Regions from separate parts of the Homo sapiens genome. Here region 2 is linked to region 1. The links are chromatin loops, found by intact Hi-C in ENCODE. Cell type or tissue: CD4-positive, alpha-beta T cell. All regions are shown on one strand. Each heading gives the region's core, and the rest is flanking DNA. Links, peaks and the distances in the headings are about the cores only.

Region 1 (8,326 bases), core at 117-8,116:
TTCCGGGATCCTGGCTCTACTCCAGGTCATCCTGTACTGGGCTGAATCGTGAACCTGTGAATTCATGTCCTCCCAGAACCTGAGAATGCAGCCTTGTTGGAAATAGGGTCTTTGCAGGTGTGATTAAGGTAAGGATGGAGATGAGGTCATCCTGGGTTAGGGTGGGCCCTAAATCCAATGAGAGCGTCCTGGCAAGAAACAGGAATGAAGACCCAGAGACACACGGGCAAATCCAGGTGAAGCAGCAGCAGATTGGAGCCATGCGAAGGACGCCAAGGATCCCCGGGAGCCCCAGATCCGGGAGAGGGGCCTGGGATAGGTTCTCCCTCAGAGCCTCAGTGGGAACCAGCCCTGCCGACACCTTGATTTCTCCCCTCTGCTTCCAGAACTGGGAGAGGAAAAATGTCTGTCACTTTAAGTGGCCCGGTTTGTGGATCTGTGTCCCAGCATCCCGGGGAAAGTGGAGCATCATCTTCCCTTCCTCCAGGAGACTGACAAGATCCATCCACAGAGAGACCAGGAAGGAGAATCCACCCAGATGGTGAATGTTAAGATCCCAGGCATGAAAGGGTCCAGGTCCAGCCACACCCCAGATTCGTTGCCGAAGAAAGGCCGGAAGCTTCCAGAGCAGTTACAGTCTTCTCTCCCCTGGGCCCCTCAGTGGGAGGGTGATGGTGGCCAGGCAGCCACCTCCTGGGGCCCGGTGTGGTTGATGCTCCTCACTCCTGGTGCGCAGAAGATGGAGCTGGCAGCCCAGGACCCGGGAGGTGCCCTCAGGTGCAGAAAAGGGCTTTTCCTCCCCATGTGTGCACCTTTGACCTGTTGAAGCCAGAGTAGGAGGCAGGGGTCACATCTGTCCCTGCCTTAAAAGCCCTCCTGCCCCACCTGCCTTATCCCACCCTGGCAGGGCCCCTGGGAGCCTGATAGGGGCTAAGCTGCTCTCAGGTGGGCTGCAAGCTGGGCTGCTTGATGAGAGCAAGGCCCTTTGCTGGGAGTGGAAGGGAGTCAGGGCGGGGAGGCCCATAGGAGCCACTTGCTCTGAGCCACAAGGGGTTGTGGGTTTGGGTCCTCTGAGAAGCAGGTGCCAGGAATGAATTGGATGTCCATGAGACTTGTTGCAGGGAAATGTCTGTGAAGGAGAAAGGAAAGAGAGCAGGAAGAGTTTCCTTCCATGATGCAGGACCAGCCTGTGCAGGGAGTGGGGAGGGAAGGAGGCCTGGGAGGAAGAGCCTCACAGAAAGCCCCAGTCGGCAGGTGGGAGCCCAGAGCAGAGACTGCCTGAGGGGTGGGGGATCCTCCTGGGGCAAGAGTGGCCATCTCTGGTGTTCCCAAGCTTCTGCGTGGGCTGGGAGCTGGGTGGGGTGTCGAGGCTCTGCAGACTGCACCCCTCCCTAGAGGGCTCCTCTGGGAAGAAGGTGAGTGGGGAGCACCCACAGGGCAGCTACAAGAGCCAGGGAAGAAAGGGGATGCTGGATAGGATGGTGGCACTGTATGAGCCCGTTCTCACACTGCTAGAAAGAACTACCTGAGATAGGGTAATTTATAAAGAAAACAGGTTTAATGGACTCACAGTTCTGCATGAATGGGGAGACCTCAGGAAACTTACAGTCATGATGGAGGCAAAGGGGGAGCAAAGCATGTCTTATATGGCAGCAGGAGAGATTGAGAGTGAGGCGGGAAGTGTCATACTTTAAACCGTCAGATCTCGTGAGAACTCCCTCACTTTCACGAGAACAGCATGAAGGAAATCCACCCCCATGATCTAGTCACCTCCCTCCAGGTCCCTCCCCTGACATGAGGGGATTACAATTCAAGATGAGATTTGAGTGGGAACACAGAGCCAAACCATATCAGGCACCCCCCTGCTTTCTCCTGCTCTTCATGCTCCTAGGTCCCCCTCGGCCAAGGTCCTTCCCTCGCTTCCCAGGGGGCAGACGAGGATGCTGTCTCCACCGCAGGCTTCTCTCCCTCCTGAGAGCCAGCACCTGCCTCATCCGAAATCGCCAGCCCTGAGTTTCCTCTCCTCCTCCTCCCACAACCCACCCTCCTCCTTCTCCAGGCACCTCTGTTTCTGAGGCTGGTTCTTCTCCAGCCTCACTTGTTATTTCAATTTCTTCTCTTCATTTCCCCTAATTTCACATATTTTCAGAGAGAGTCGAGGAAATGAGAAACACTGTCATCTTCAACGTGAGCTTTGATAGAGACGAGAACAGGTTTGATTTTTTGTTTTTCTGTGAAAGGCTACAGAGCGGAGGAGGGAGGATGCCTTAGCGTGCATTCCATGTGGGAGCAGCCTGGGGGCCTTGCTCTCCGATCTGGCAAAGCCCAGCCTGAGAGCTGCCCCAGTTGGCCCAGGATCCTGCGCAGACCTTTGAGGACAAATAATACATCTACCTAATGGCCGGGCAGCCACTTTTCCCCGCGCTGGCACCTTGGGGCCGCCCCACTGAAAAACCCTCCTCTGTTCCTGTTCTGGAGGTCATTCATGACCAGTCAGCACCCATCTACGTCCCCATCCATGTGTCCCTGTGCCAGGGGGGGTGGGACTGGCAGCAGAGCAAGTTGGTCCCAGCCCTGGGGTGGGCTTCTGGCAGATCAAGGGTTCAAACCCTGCAGACTGCTGCAGGTCACAGAAGCAGGGGCAGCAGTGTGAGATGAAACAGGTGGAAAGAGAAAGGTCCCAAGAACTGTTCTCCTGGTCCTGCTGTGAAGCTCTCTCGCAGGGTTGGGAAGTCAAGGTGGGTGTGATTGCCAAGTTTGTTTTCTAACTTCCCACCGTGACAGGGCAGCCGTTACAGGACCAAATGACTTTCTTCACACCACCGAGGAAAACACACATGAACACCCCCAGGCTCCCCCGTCAGTGGGGGAGTGAAATTCCCAGTCATGCTGGCATCCAGCAGGGCAGTCTGTGTTGCTGGGACTGCTTGGTTGCATTCACTCCAGCTCACATTCGGGTGACTTTGAGCTCAAGGGACCTGCAGAAATAATTGTGTGTGTCTTAAGTTGGGTCCCTGTTGGGCATCGGGTGGCGGAAGGGCAAGCACCTTGAAGAAGGGGAGGTGGGTGCACGTGTACACAAATGCACACAACAGAACAGGGACCAGAGGGGCAGAACCACATCCTGCACTCAGGATCTCCCAGGCTGATACCGAAAATATGAATCCACCCAACAGCAGGACCTTTACAAAAAAAAAAAAAAAAAAAAAAAAAAAAAAAAAACTAGGGCAGGTGACTCATGCCCTGGGGCCCAAACAACACATCCATGACACACTGCTAAGCTTGGCCTCGCTTCCCTCCTCTCCAGAGGGCTAAATCACGAGGCTCTCTGCAAAGAAAACCCTGGGCCTTGGGAGAAAGACGGCACCTTCCTCAACTCCAGGTGACCCTTGAACAACATGGGTTTGAACTGCATGGTCCACTTATGCACAGATTTCCTTCCATCTCTGCCACCTGCGAGACAGCAAGACCTACCCCTCCTCATCCTCCTCTTCAGCCTCCTCAATGTAAAGACAAGAAGGGTGAAGACCTTTATGATGATCCGCTTCCACCTAATGAGTAAATATGTTTTCTGTCCCTTATCATCTTCTTTATAACATTTTCTTTTCTCCAGCTTACTTTATCATAAGAATGCAGTAACATATAACTTACAAAATAAAATACACATAATGACATACAAAATATGTGTTCATTGACTGTTCTCAGTAAGGCTTCTGGTCAACAGCAGGCTATTCGTAGTTAAGTTTTAGGAGAGTCAAAAGTTACACATGGGTTTTTGAGTTACACAACACTGAGGGCAGTGGTGTGGGAGGCCCACGCCTTCAACACGTGGGCCTGATGTCCCTGTCCCTGCCTCAGCTCCCACTGGACACGTCTGCCGATTCTTTGACAATTGCTAAGTGTTGGGCCCTTGCCGGCCACTGTGACGGGGGTAGGGACGGGGGTAGGGACAACGAGATGGAGCCGATGCTTAGGGCACCGCCTTTCAGGAGCCTAGGGGCCCCGGGGAGAGCCCTGCACACCTTCTGTCCCCTGCAGCCAGCACACCTGGCATCACGCTCACCTTCCCCACTTAACCAGCCCCCTCCTCAGACTCCCGGGCAGTCACTGCTACCACCTGCTTCCTCACCCCGCAGGTTCAGACCCTGGAGTTGTCACTGACGCTTCCCTTGCCCTCCCCAGTGCCCAGGTCTGGGCAGCCCCAGCCCTGGTTCCCACGCTCTTCACCCCTCTCCATGCATCCGTCTTTTCCATGCCTCCTGCTGCCACCCTGGTCACACTCTCCTCTCTCTGACCTGGACTTCCAGCTGCCCTCCCTGCCATCTCTGCTCCCCCAGGCCACCCTCTGCATGGGGCAAGCCCAGTGAGGGACAATGAGCGTAAACATACGTGCCCTGGTGTTGATGATGCATAGAATTAGGAAGGGCGATGAAGATTCCTCTTCCAAGCGTGTCCCTTGAACAAGGAATTGCACCTCACCCTGGTCATGAATGTGTAGCAAGGCAATGGGTGCCAAGTCCCCTGGGATTCAGCTGCAACCCAGGCCAGCTGTGTGCCCTTGGGCAAGTCACGCCTCTCTCTGAGTCTCAGTTCCCCCTAGGACATTAAGGGGGATGAGTGTGGGGGCTTTCAGTAGCTTTGTTCAGTTTGCATCCTCTACATCTATGCCTTAGTTGTCTGCATTTTCCTGGCTCCAACCTGCTTCTAAGCGGGTATCTGGGAACAGAAAGAAAGAGGAGAGGAAGGAGGGGTCCTCACTCCTGATAAGCTGCAGTGGCAGCATCAGCCTTCAGGGCAAGGGGGCATCTGGCGGGGCAGTGGTCTCAGGAAGACATGAGGGGAAGCCCCCCCATCCGCCTGCATCCCATGGCTCCCCCGAGCTCTTGGCTCCTGGGCAGAGGGGTTTCCTGGCTGCTTTCTTGTGCCTTCCACCTTTGAGGATGAATTCTTTCTCCACCTTTAAGCACATTGACAAGATTAATGCCATAATCGGGAGGGGCTGCCATGGAGGCTCAGGGGTCTCTGAGCAATAACTCCTAATTCAGAAATTTATCTAGGGCAGCAAAGACAAGGGCACTCCCCACCAGGACCGGCCCTGCCGGGAAGGAGAGGAGCAGGTCTGCAGGCTCACCGCCCGCCGAAACATCCGCTTTGCACATGCCTAATTATAACTTGGGTTGCTACAAACGGAAATGGACTAAACCCATTAAATCTATTTTTTCTCCCGTGGTGGGAGGGAGTATGGATTTCTTAAAGATAGAGAATTTAAATTAAGCTTTAAAACTGTGACTGAGCGAGATTTAATACTGACAATTAGCCTGGACAAACAGTTAATCGTCCTGGCGGGGTAATTTATATACGTTCCATGTGCCCACGAGGCAGACAGCACACTGCACTGCAAATTAGTGCAAGGAAAGAGGCTTCGCTCCTCCTCGAGCTGCAGCCTGGGGGGGCGGGGGCTGTTTAGAGCTTCCCATCCCAGTGGCCTGACGTGGCAGGAGCAGGGTGGGCTGTCCCATTTTACGGGGTCTGCCTGGCAGACAGCCACCCAGATGTCTCAGACCCTGGTCCCTGGAATGGGAGTGGTCAGTGCAGCTGTTTCAGGGCTTGGAAAGGGAAAATCTTGCCTCTTCCTTCCAGGGAGGACATGGCGTAGTAGGCGGAGCTCAGAATTCTTGGAGGGTTTATTTTCTTTTATTTTTAAGTTTATTTTTATTTTTTATTTTTTCTCACTCTGTCTCCCAGGCTGGAGGGCAGTGGCATGATCTCAGCTCACTGCAGCCTCTGCCTCCTAGGTTCCAGCGATTCTCGTGCCTCATCCTCCCGAGTAGCTGAAACTACAGGTGCATGCCACCACACCCAGCTAATTTTTTGTGTTTTTAGTAGAGATGAGGTTTCGCTATGTTGTCCAGGCTGATCTTGAACTCCTGACCTCAAATGATCCGCCTGCCTCTGCCTCCCAAAGTGTTGGGATTACAGGCGTGAGCCACCATGCCTGGCCTTATTTATATTTTTAATTTTTCTGGGTACGTGGTTGGTGTGCATATTTGTGGGGTACATGAGATGTTTGATACAGGCATGCAATAGGAAATACACACGCCATGGAGAGTGGGGTATCCATCCCCTCAAGCATTTATCTTTTGAGTGACAAACAATCCAATGACACTCTTTAAGTTATTTTAAAATGTACAATTAAGTTATTGTTGGCTATAGTCACCCTATTGTGCTATCAAATAGTAGGTCTTATTCAATTTTTCTTTTTTCTTTTTTGGCACCCATTCTGGCTGCTCTGGCCCTGGAGACCTGAGTGGGCTGAGCACTCACTTCTCCACTCTGAATGTCAGTCTCCTTGTCTGTAAAATGGGCTGAATGAGCTTGGTGCTCACTTCTCCACTCTGAATGTCAGTCTCCTTGTCTGTAAAATGGGCTGAATGAGCTTGGTGCTCACTTCTCCACTCTGAATGTCAGTCTCCTTGTCTGTAAAATGGGCTGAATGAGCTTGGTGCTCACTTCTCCACTCTGAATGTCAGTCTCCTTGTCTGTAAAATGGGCTGAATGAGCTTGGTGCTCACTTCTCCACTCTGAATCTCAGTCTCCTTTTCTGCAAAATGGGAAGCACTTGCTCATCAGAGTTCTTGGGATGGGTTGGACGCCAGGTGGAAGCGTCTATCTCAGAGCCTCAATGGATCCTGTTTGCTCATCACCTGGTTCCTCCTAAATGGAGAGCTCCCTTATGCTCTCAGAAGCCCCATGTGCCTGGTCCTCAGAGAGTGCCCATGAATGGGGGCTAAACAACTGACTTTCAGTGTTTATAATAGCTGCTGTATGCTTCCCAGACAACAGCCTTCTCTACCTGGAATAGATGCGTCCATTCGTGGCAATGTGGCATTGATTTTTTTTTTTTAAATACCACATTAGCAAGACTTCTAAAGAAAAGATCCCTGGCTTCCTCACATGGAACGGGGTCCAAGCCACAGCCATTTTTACCTCACGCCTCTCAAGGCTACACGATTCCCCTCCTAAGAACTTCAAATGCCTTTTTGTCCATATCACTCAGATTTGCAGATTTACTCTCCACATCCAACAGTTTTCCAGCTGCAATGATTTCTGTGGGTGGATGGGTGGGTGGGAGGGTGGAAAGGTGAGGGGAATTGATCTATACCCTTCCAGGGCTGCATTGATAGCAAAAGCCCCTAAAGAGTTGATTGGAGAGAGTGAGCAGGTGGATACCTGCCCTGTTCCTGTCTCCTTTGACTTTATTCCAGGAACTCTAGGGAGCAGAGAGCAGAGGGGAAGGCTGGGGGAGGTGGGTAGGGAGGCTGTTATTTCCTTAGCATGGGGCTGCTGGAGGATCGGCAGGGGGTGTGCTGGGCAGGAGATCATTCTGCAATGACGATGGGGGTGTCTCCTCTCACCGGCCCACCTGCATCCCCTGGGGGCTCCCTGTTACAACCTATGAGCCTGAGGGATATGACAGCAATAAAACCAACCCCTCCCACCCCCAGCCCCCTGAAGACTTCCGTTCCAGCAGAGAAGTCAGACAACAAAGCATCAGTCACATTTTAAGAAACAGTGATGGCAACTATTCGAAATAGCCAAAAGGTTGAAGGAACCCAACTGATGAATGGATAAACCCAATGTGACGAATCCACACGATGGCCACACGCGACGACACCAGTGGACCTTGAAAACACGCTCAGTGAAGGAAGCCCAGGTATAAAGGCCACATGTGGCCTGATCCCATTTATGTGAAATATCCACAGTCCTTGATTTTGATGGTGGAGCCGGAGGGGGACGTGGAACAAGGTCAGGGCGGGACCACGCCCATGGAACGCCAGGCATCTCTGCTTCGTCATGGGAGGAGAAAGCAAAACCAATCTTTCCTTCAAGGCTCCACTCCCCCGACCACCTCTCCAGCACGCCGCAAACACCTGAGAGGTCACAGTCACCTGGGCCACTTCTTCCATTCCCGTGGGACTGCTGGCTCCTGGCAGGGAGGGGTTGGTCTTGTCTACCTCTGAGTTATCCCTGCTGCCTTCATATATGAAGCGGCCAATAAATATCTCTAGGTGGGGTGAAAAATCCCTAGGGAAGCTGTGCCTATAATCCCAACACTTTGGGAGGCCCAGGCGGGTGGATCACTTGAGGCCAGGAGTATGAGACCAGACTGGTCAACATGGGGAAACCCCGTCTCTACTAAAAATAAACAAATTAGCAGGCATGGTGGCGCATACCTGTAATCTCAGCTACTAGGGAGGCTGAGGCAGGAGAATCGCTTGAACCAGGAAGGCAGAGGTTGCAGTGAGCTGAGATTGTGCCATTGCAC
Region 2 (8,326 bases), core at 196-8,195, 48 kb after region 1:
GCAACAAGTTCTGTTGATAGTGCATACCCTTGATATGACAAGTTCACAACGCCACTTTACCTGTGTGCTCTTCCTCCCCAAGACCCATAACCTCCATCTAATCATAAGAAAAACATCCGACAACCCCCAATAGAGGAACATTCTACAAAATGCCTGACCAGGAATCCACACGACTGTTGAGGTCACCAAAAATAAGGAAAGACTGAGAAACTGTCACAGCCAAGAGGAGTCTAAGGAGATGAAGCCTGAGTGTCATGCGGGGTCCTGGATGGGCTCCTGGGACAGGAAAAGGACAGTAGGTAAAAACTAGGGAAGTCTGAATAAATTATAGGCTTGAGTGAATAATAATGTGCCAATATGGATTAATTAATTGTGACAAATGTACCAGAATAATATCAGATGCTAATGAGGGTGTAGGCATTACCCTGCTAAACCAGCAACCTCAGAGTTTCCAGGGTTGGCTGCAGAAGGAGGCCCTGCATACAGGTAAGGCCAACGCAGTCCTGCAGGAGATTCTTAATCTCATCGATTTTAGGCCTGACCATGGGCCTTTAGACATTGCTTCTCAAGGTAGATCTTGGCCTTAAAGTGGATGCTGACCCTTCCAGGCCCTGCAAAGAGCACGCCATGAGACGCCAGTGTGCTTTTGAACGTGCACCTAGGCCTCCAAGGGGCAGCCATGGTTTTCCAGCGGGGATTCTGCCTTGGCAACCTCCAGGAGCACCTGCCACGGCTGGGCTCTGGGTCCTAAGGTGCAGGGATCACCCTGAAAGTGTAGCGGCCATGAGGGTGGTGGGGGCAGGAGCTCGTGCAGGAGAGTGAAAACCAAGGATGTGCAACTGCTTGCAAAGCAGAAAGTGCACTAACACACATGGAAATCCGCACAGCCATCTCCAGCTTGCACGAAAGTACACTAAACACACAGAAATCCGCACGGCCATCTCCAGCTTGCACGAAAGTACACTAAACACACGGAAATCCGCACGGCCATCTCCAGCTTGCACGAAAGTACACTAAACACACGGAAATCCGCACGGCCATCTCCAGCTTGCACGAAAGTACACTAAACACACGGAAATCCGCACGGCCATCTCCAGGTTGCACAAAAGTGCACTAACACACACAGAAATCCGCACAGCCATCTCCAGCTTGCACAAAAGTACACTAAATACACGGAAATCCACACAGCCATCTCCAGCTTGCACAATTGTGCCTCTTTTTAAAACACATATTTGTTTAAAATTAGCCGGACGTGGTGGCACATGCCTGTAATCCCAGCTACTCAGGAGGCTGAGACAGGAGAATTGCTTGAACCCGGGAGGCGGAGGTTGCAGTGAGTAGAGATGGCGCCATTGCACTCCAGCCGGGACAATAGAGCAAGACTCTATCTCAAATATGTTTTTATTCTTTTCTGTATTTTCCAGAATGAGGACAGATTTCCCTTAAGGTCAGACCCCTGCCCCGCAAAAGCTTTCTTTTTATTTTTTGAGACAGAGTCTTGCTCTGTCACCCAGGGTGGACTGCAGTGGCATGATCTCAGCTCATTGCAACCTCCACCTCCTGGGTTCAAGCGATTCTCCTGCCTCAGCCTCCCCAGTAGCTGGGATTACAGGCGCTTGTCACCATGCCCAGCTAATTTTTGTATTTTTAGTAGAGACAGGGTTTCACCATATTGGCCAGGCTGGTCTCGAACTCCTGACCTCAGGTGATCTGCCCACCTTGGCCTCCCAAAGTGCTGGGATTATAGATGTGAGCCACCGTGCCCGGCCAAGCTTTCTTTTTTTATATAAAGCTATGGTTAAAAATGTCTTTTTCACCATTCACATCTTTGGGTAAGAATGTTAACTGTGAAACAGAGGACTGTGAATGCAGTGTAGTGTCTGTCTGTCTCTGTCACTCCCACACGTCCTCCCAACAAGGTTAGTTAAACATGCGAGCTTTAGGTGGCTGCCCTACTAAACCTCTTTTCTCAAAGGAGATGAAGGCCTGTTTTCAATATGTTTGTGAAACAGAAAGGACTTCCTTTCACCAGCCTGAACACAAGCAAAATTCAGATGTATTTCTCCATAGAAGAGAAGCTGTCACCCGGAGTGGCATCACCCCCACCCCCAGCCCCTCGGTGTCTGTCTCCCGCTGTGTCCACCCAGAGTTTCCCACGGCAGACAGTGCCTACCAAGCTCCAGGGGCACCTAGGGAGACGGCCACCAGCTCTGAGGACCCCACAGACAGAAAATCCCCCAATTATTAGGAAATGTAGGTCCCCTGGCCCTCCCCACCGTGCCCACTCGGAACCCGGCCTCGGGTACCCTGGGCCTCATTCCTAGCTTGCCTCCAATGCTGATGGTTTTCACGCCCTGATTGTCATCTCCCGAGTGTCTCTTTAGGATTGGGAGCCACAAGTCACCATAGAGGAGGAGCATGGCTCTGGGATCCCATCTCTGTGCCTGGTTCCTGTACAGTCTTTGAATAAGCCTCTGATGGCCTCTGGGACCCTCCTTTCCCCTTCCCAGGGCTCGGAGCCCTGCTGTACTGGAGCCTTTAGGAATGTGACATTGTTTTGGCCAGGGTTACTTCCTGCAACTACAAAACCCCCCAAAGGAAACAGTAAACCAGCCGCAAAGTTGCAGCGTCCTTAGATGCCACTGCTGGGCAGGGGGGGTGGTGGTGGAGGAGAAGCCTCGTCACCCAGGATGAAATAAGAGCCTGGTGGTTTAGATGGGGGAGGAGGGAAGGGAAGAAAAGTCTTTCTGGGCCATTTCACTCCTCTTTAAGTACAGAAGCTTAGGCTAAAAGAGCATTTCACGGGGCTGAGCTGTGGCCCCGGGGGACCCCGGCTGCCCCCGGAAGGGCTCTCGCCCCGCGGCGTCCCCTCCCGAGTCCCATGCAGGGACGTCAAAGTGAAGCCTTCACCATCATCACCCAAAAAGAACGTGTGCAAGATGTGACCGTTTGTCACCGAGATGGAGTATATGATATGAACCATGGCAAACACCGTAATGACTAATTTCAAACATTTATTACAATTCTTGAGAGACTTGAAAGCTGTCCCCGCTCTTGATTTTAATAAATGCAGTCTTGAAGCAGCCGCTTATCAAAGTGACACAAATTGTGTGGTAAATAGATTATGGCACAGCTGAAATACTGGAAAATGAGATCAGAAATGCTCCTTCTCCTCCATTTAAAACTCCCCGAGATCCTTCAGCCTGAGCCGCAGGGCGAGGCAGCCACCGGGAGCGTGGAGGTGAGAGGATTAGCCCCCAGCGGAGGCAGCTTTTCATCTGCTGCTCACTGAGGCCCCCTGCAGCAGAGCCCGGGAGGCCAGGGTGCCTTCTTCTTGCCCCGGCCCAGCTGGGATGGGGGTCCCAGAATGGGGGAGGAAGGAGAAGGTGGGTCTTGGGTGGGGGCTGAAGCTGGAAGGGGATACTGGTCAGGGGGCTATGGGCACTGACTCACCCGGGGAAGCTCCGCTAGAAAATGCCCCCACCCCCATCTTTTATGCCTCCCTAGCACAGGTTCAATGACTAGCGGATTCCTACTCCCTTCAGCGGTTGGCAGCTCCTGGGCTCTGAGTCTCTCTCCAATCCCTGTCTCCTGGAGCACCTGCCATGTGCCGGGCATAGTGCTAGAGGCTTGGCACACACAGATGGGCAGGGCCAGGCAGATGTTCTTAAGGGGCTTCCAGTCTGGAGGGGGAGGCTGACTTACACACAGTGACATGCTGGGCCTGCCTGGACGTTGGCCAGAGGTAACAGAAGATCCTGGGCAGCCGACCCAGCGCTGTGGGGTGTCTCCTGGCCAGATGGCCTGTGTCCTTGGACCCTGCCCTGCCCAGGATCCCAGGCCCCTTGTCCAGGCTGCCTCCCTCACTCTTCCCTCTGAAGACAGACTGACCAGAGGAAGGTCCCCAGCTTCCCAAAAGGGCAAGGAAATGGGGGGACCCTCTCCTCTGTTCTCCTTAAATCCCTGAACCCAGGAATGGTTGAGACTTGCAGGTTCACAGGACTCATTCACCGCAGGTGGTTCCCTCCTAAAGGGAGGATGCAGTTAGAATCCGTCCTGTGAGCTGTTGCTTAGCACATCCATGAAAAGGCAAATACATGGCCTCTGTGTAGATGCAGGCAGCCACCCTTCCTCGCAAGGACAGCGGCTTCAGGGAGAGCTCCACGGCGCTTTCCAGGAACCTCCATATCAGAATTACAGGAGCAGTGTGGCGTCCCAGAACCTCATTGGTAACTAATTGCCAATGTAACTAGACACATGCTGTTCATCAATGCCAATTAATATTCAAATAAAAAGCACGGCACGTCTATTTATGTGCAGTTTGATGTCCCTGTAAGAAGCCTCATTCTTCAGACTGCCTCCTCCCTCCCCTTCCCTGGGGGGAGGCCACCCCCTTTGCAGCAGTCACCACTGGGGAAGGTGTTCACTGGAGATACTTTGTAGCTAAACTGTAACTCAGCCTCCTCCATGGCCACAGCTGCTCCTGGATCTGGGCACTGGACAAGGTGGCCACCCAACCTCCTCTTGATCAATTCTCCTTTCCTTGTACATCCAAGGACTCAGGACCCGCTCTGTGCTGTTTTTCACTCACAGAGAATGGGGTGGCGGTTTTGCCAAGCGCTTACTCAGGGCATGATAACTCTGAGGAGCAATTCCTATCTGTTTTTAAAAAGTAGGCATTGAATTAAGATATTAAATCATTTATATATTTATACCCAAGTTCATAGATATTAAATTTTACTATTTATTAAATGTTAATCATTCATTAGGTTTCTCAAATTAAACATCAAACCTCTAACAAATTAAATTTAAATAATTAAGTCTATTATTAGAGAGAGAGATTGCCGAGATGGAGGTGGAAGGAAATGCATTCCAGAAACTATTTTTTTTTTTTTAGTCAAAAGAGCACAGGGCCTTGTTATCTCCATGATACATATGGGGAATGGAAGACATGGGAAGTCAGAGGATTTGACCTTGGCCGCCATGCTAATGTAGCTCTGAGCTGGGCTGCAAACCCGCACCTGGTAATGTCCAGGATCCAGTCCGCTGTTTGGACCACACAGAGTATGTTGGATCTTTATGATATGAGGACAGGAGGGTTTGTCAGGCCAGGTTACAGACAGGATGCAAAATACGCTCATTTCCCAGGAGGAAAGGAGGTGAGGAGATGGGGTATTGCGTAGAGGGAACAAACACAGGTGGGGTCCCACAGAGGGAACAGTGGGTACCCAGGGAAGAGAAGAGGGTACCCAACACCCAAGGAGGGCGTGAAGGAGAGGGCAGGTAGAGACAGAACCGGAACATAGACCAGCCGCAGCACCTCAGAGGCTGGGGCACCCCCGTGGAGCTCACTCCTCTGCAGGCCTGTAGCGGGTAGAATGGTGCCCCCAAACCCGTATGTTCATATCCTAATCCCCAGAACCTGTGAATGTGACTGTATTTGGGAAAAGGGTCTTTGAGGATGTAGTGAAGTATCTCAGATGAGATCCTCCTAGATTATCTCAATGACAAATGTCCTTATAAGAAACTCAAGAGGGGTGGGCAAGGTGGCTCACACCTGTAATCTCAGCACTTTGGGAGGCCGAAGCTGGTGGATCACCTGAGGTCAGGAGCTCGAGACCAGCCTGACCAACATGGTAAAACCCTGTCTCTACTAAAAATACAAAATCAGCTGGGTGTAGTGGTGGGCACCTGTAATCTCAGCTACTTGGGAGACTGAGGCAGGAGAATCGCTCAAACCCAGGAGGCAGAGGTTGCAGTGAGCCGAGATCGCGCCACTGCACTCCAGCCTGGGCAATAAGAGTGAAATTCCGTCCCAAGAAAAAATAAAAATAAAAATAAAAAAGAAACTCAAGAAGAGAAGAACAGAGAGAAGAAGAGAAGGGCGCATAAAGACAGAGGCAGAGGTTGGAATGGTGCCACCACAGTGCGGGAATCAAGATGACCACCAGAAGCTGGAAGAGGCAGAGAACAGAATCCCCTAGGGCCTCTGCCAGGAGCACGACCCTGATGACCTCTTGATTTCAGACTCCCAACCTCAGCACTGTGAGAAGGGACACTGCTGTTGTTCTACGCCACCCAGTTTGTAGGAATTTGTTACAGCAGCCCTAGGAAGCTAATACAATGCCAATGGAACTTGCCTGTTCCCTCTGTGACAATGTCATGGAAAGATGCTGCAGGGAGGCCCTGCCCCCACCCCAGCTATGCCAGGCTCTGCTTGGCCCATTCCTCTGCAAAAGGATGCAGCACCGTGCTTGGGGCACTCACCATCCAATCAGCAGGGAGGGAGGGGGCCTACCTGACTTGTTGGGGCAGGGCCGGTGTGGAGGAAGGAGTTGCTCTCTCTACCACTCAGATTCAGGCCAGTGACAGACAGCATGGACAGCCACAGACAGGCTGTGATTTTTAAAAAATTCTACCCATGGAAATCCAAACTTATACGGACATGGGTTGGTCATGGTTAATCCTATCGTAAAATGATTCTTCACTTTACAACCAGCTGCTGCTGCCACTCCTCTTCCTCCTCCTCCTCCTTCCCTTCCTCCTCCTCCTCCTCCTGTTCCTTGTCCTCCTCCTCTTCCTCTCCTCCTCTTCCTCCTCCTTCTTCTTTGTCTTCGTCTTTGTCTTCATCTTCGTCTTCCTTGATAGGGTCTTGCTCTGTCACCCAGGCTGGAGTACAGTGGCATAATCACAGCTCATTGCAGCCATGAAGTCCTGGGCTCAGGGAATCCTCCTGCCTTAACCTGGGATTACAGGTGTGAGACACCACATTTGGCTAATTTTTAATTTTTAATTTTGTAGAGATGGGGTCTTGCTCTGTTGCCCAGGCTGATCTCCAACTCCTGGCCTCAAGTGATCCTCCCACCTCAGCCTCCTAAAGCACTGGCATTGCAGGTGTGAGCCACGGTGCTGCACCGCAAGCAGCTTCTTCTAAACAGAAGACCCTTTGGTCCATTTCAAGTATCGATGGATTTTGCTGATCACTTGCTGAGGCAGCTTTCACCCCTTCAGGGGTCACTCCCCGGCTGCATTTCCACCCTTAGGTTCAAGCCTGAACAGATCGCCCAGCCTCCAGGCAAAGCTACATCTCCCCTTCTGCCCTGCTCATCCTCCTGGCATCCTGGCCCTCATTGGCCTCCCAGCTCTAGGCTCTGCCCACTGTGTCCCACAATCCAGGATGCCACTGTCTTGCTCAAAGCCCTAAACTTCCTCACTGCCAAACAAACTCAGCACACACTCAACCACCTGCCATGCAAAGCCATGCAGACATGGCCTCAGCAACCTTTCTGGTCTTTTCTCCACCTGCACCCATGTAGACTCAGAGCTCCAGGCATGCTGAGCACAATAGAGACCTCTGGCTGTAGTCTAAGTGCTCCCCAGCGCTCCCCCGGCCCTGGCTCCTGCTCTTACCCTCTCCTGGAGGAATGCCTTCCCTCCCTTGACTTCTAGTACTTGCAGCCCGGTCACAGTACAAGGTTCACCTCCAATGAGATCTCTCCCACAAGGTCTCTTCAGTCTCCCTCAGAAGGATATGACCCTCCCCATGGAACTCTTCCCACCCCCACCACCGCCCACACACGCACATGGAATTTGCTCCCAGGGTCCTCTTTGCACTCCGTATATGACACCTTCATTCAGCTTCTTTGCTGCAGAGGACACATCTCATGGTGCACAGAGTGCAGACTTCGGGGTCAGAAGACCCAGTGCCAACCCCCATCCTGCATTTAAGCTGCAAGGGCTACCTTAAGCCACTTTGACACCCTCGGCTTCAGTCACCAGCTTAGACTACGGGCTGGTCTAGACCAGCGGCTTTCAACTTCTCTTTGGCTGTAGAATCTAATCTTCAAATAAAATCTTACGCGAGGAAGGAAAGATCTATTATCTCACCTGTGTGTCCCATCTTCCTCCGGCCCCACCCAGGTCCACCCCAGCCCATTTCAAAGGGAAAGAGCTTTGTCTCTGCCTCTCCCCAGCTCCACCTTCCTGCCTCTATGCCCTGCCTCCTGGGAGAGGTTCCCTCCCACCTAGCTCCTGGCCTCCTGGGGAGTGGAACTGGAAAGAGGAGGAGAGAGGCACTGGACCAAAGGAAATAAAGGAAATAGATCTTATGTGGGGAGTCAGTTCCTGGGCTTCTGTTGTGGAGAATCCAGGTCATTGGTGATGTAAAAAGGGAAAGTGAAAAAGGAGCTGGAGAGGCCAGGTGAAGTGACTTATGCCTGTAATCCCAGCACTTAGAGAGGCCGAGGCAGGAGGATCACTTGAGGTCAGGAGTTCAAGACCAGCCTGGCCAACGTGGTGAAACCCCGTCTCTCCTAAAAATACAAAA

The links. A loop is a pair of places that touch in the nucleus more often than their neighbours do. Peaks named below come from ENCODE experiments on the same cell type or tissue, not always from the same donor. Only the 100,000 strongest peaks of a DNase experiment are listed, where the experiment ranks them.
Region 2: it touches region 1 in a loop (2.0-fold over the local background); 2 of 110 quality-filtered maps call a loop at or near these places.

What each region holds. Positions count from the first base shown.
Region 1 is chr17:77,687,610-77,695,935 of GRCh38, reverse strand. No RefSeq gene overlaps it. Among named protein-coding and RNA genes, the nearest start is that of LINC01987, 37 kb to the left of the region's middle. RefSeq lists enhancers at 1-527, 3,610-4,488, 4,489-5,368. In CD4-positive, alpha-beta T cell, for the core only: no CTCF peak of the experiment used is centred there; DNase peaks (open chromatin) are centred at 3,205 and 5,145; H3K4me3 peaks cover 782 bases; H3K27me3 peaks cover 518 bases.
Region 2 is chr17:77,640,150-77,648,475 of GRCh38, reverse strand. No RefSeq gene overlaps it. Among named protein-coding and RNA genes, the nearest start is that of LINC01987, 84 kb to the left of the region's middle. RefSeq lists enhancers at 385-959, 2,335-2,898, 3,684-3,853. In CD4-positive, alpha-beta T cell, for the core only: a CTCF peak has its summit at 3,306; DNase peaks (open chromatin) are centred at 2,655 and 3,265; H3K4me3 peaks cover 858 bases.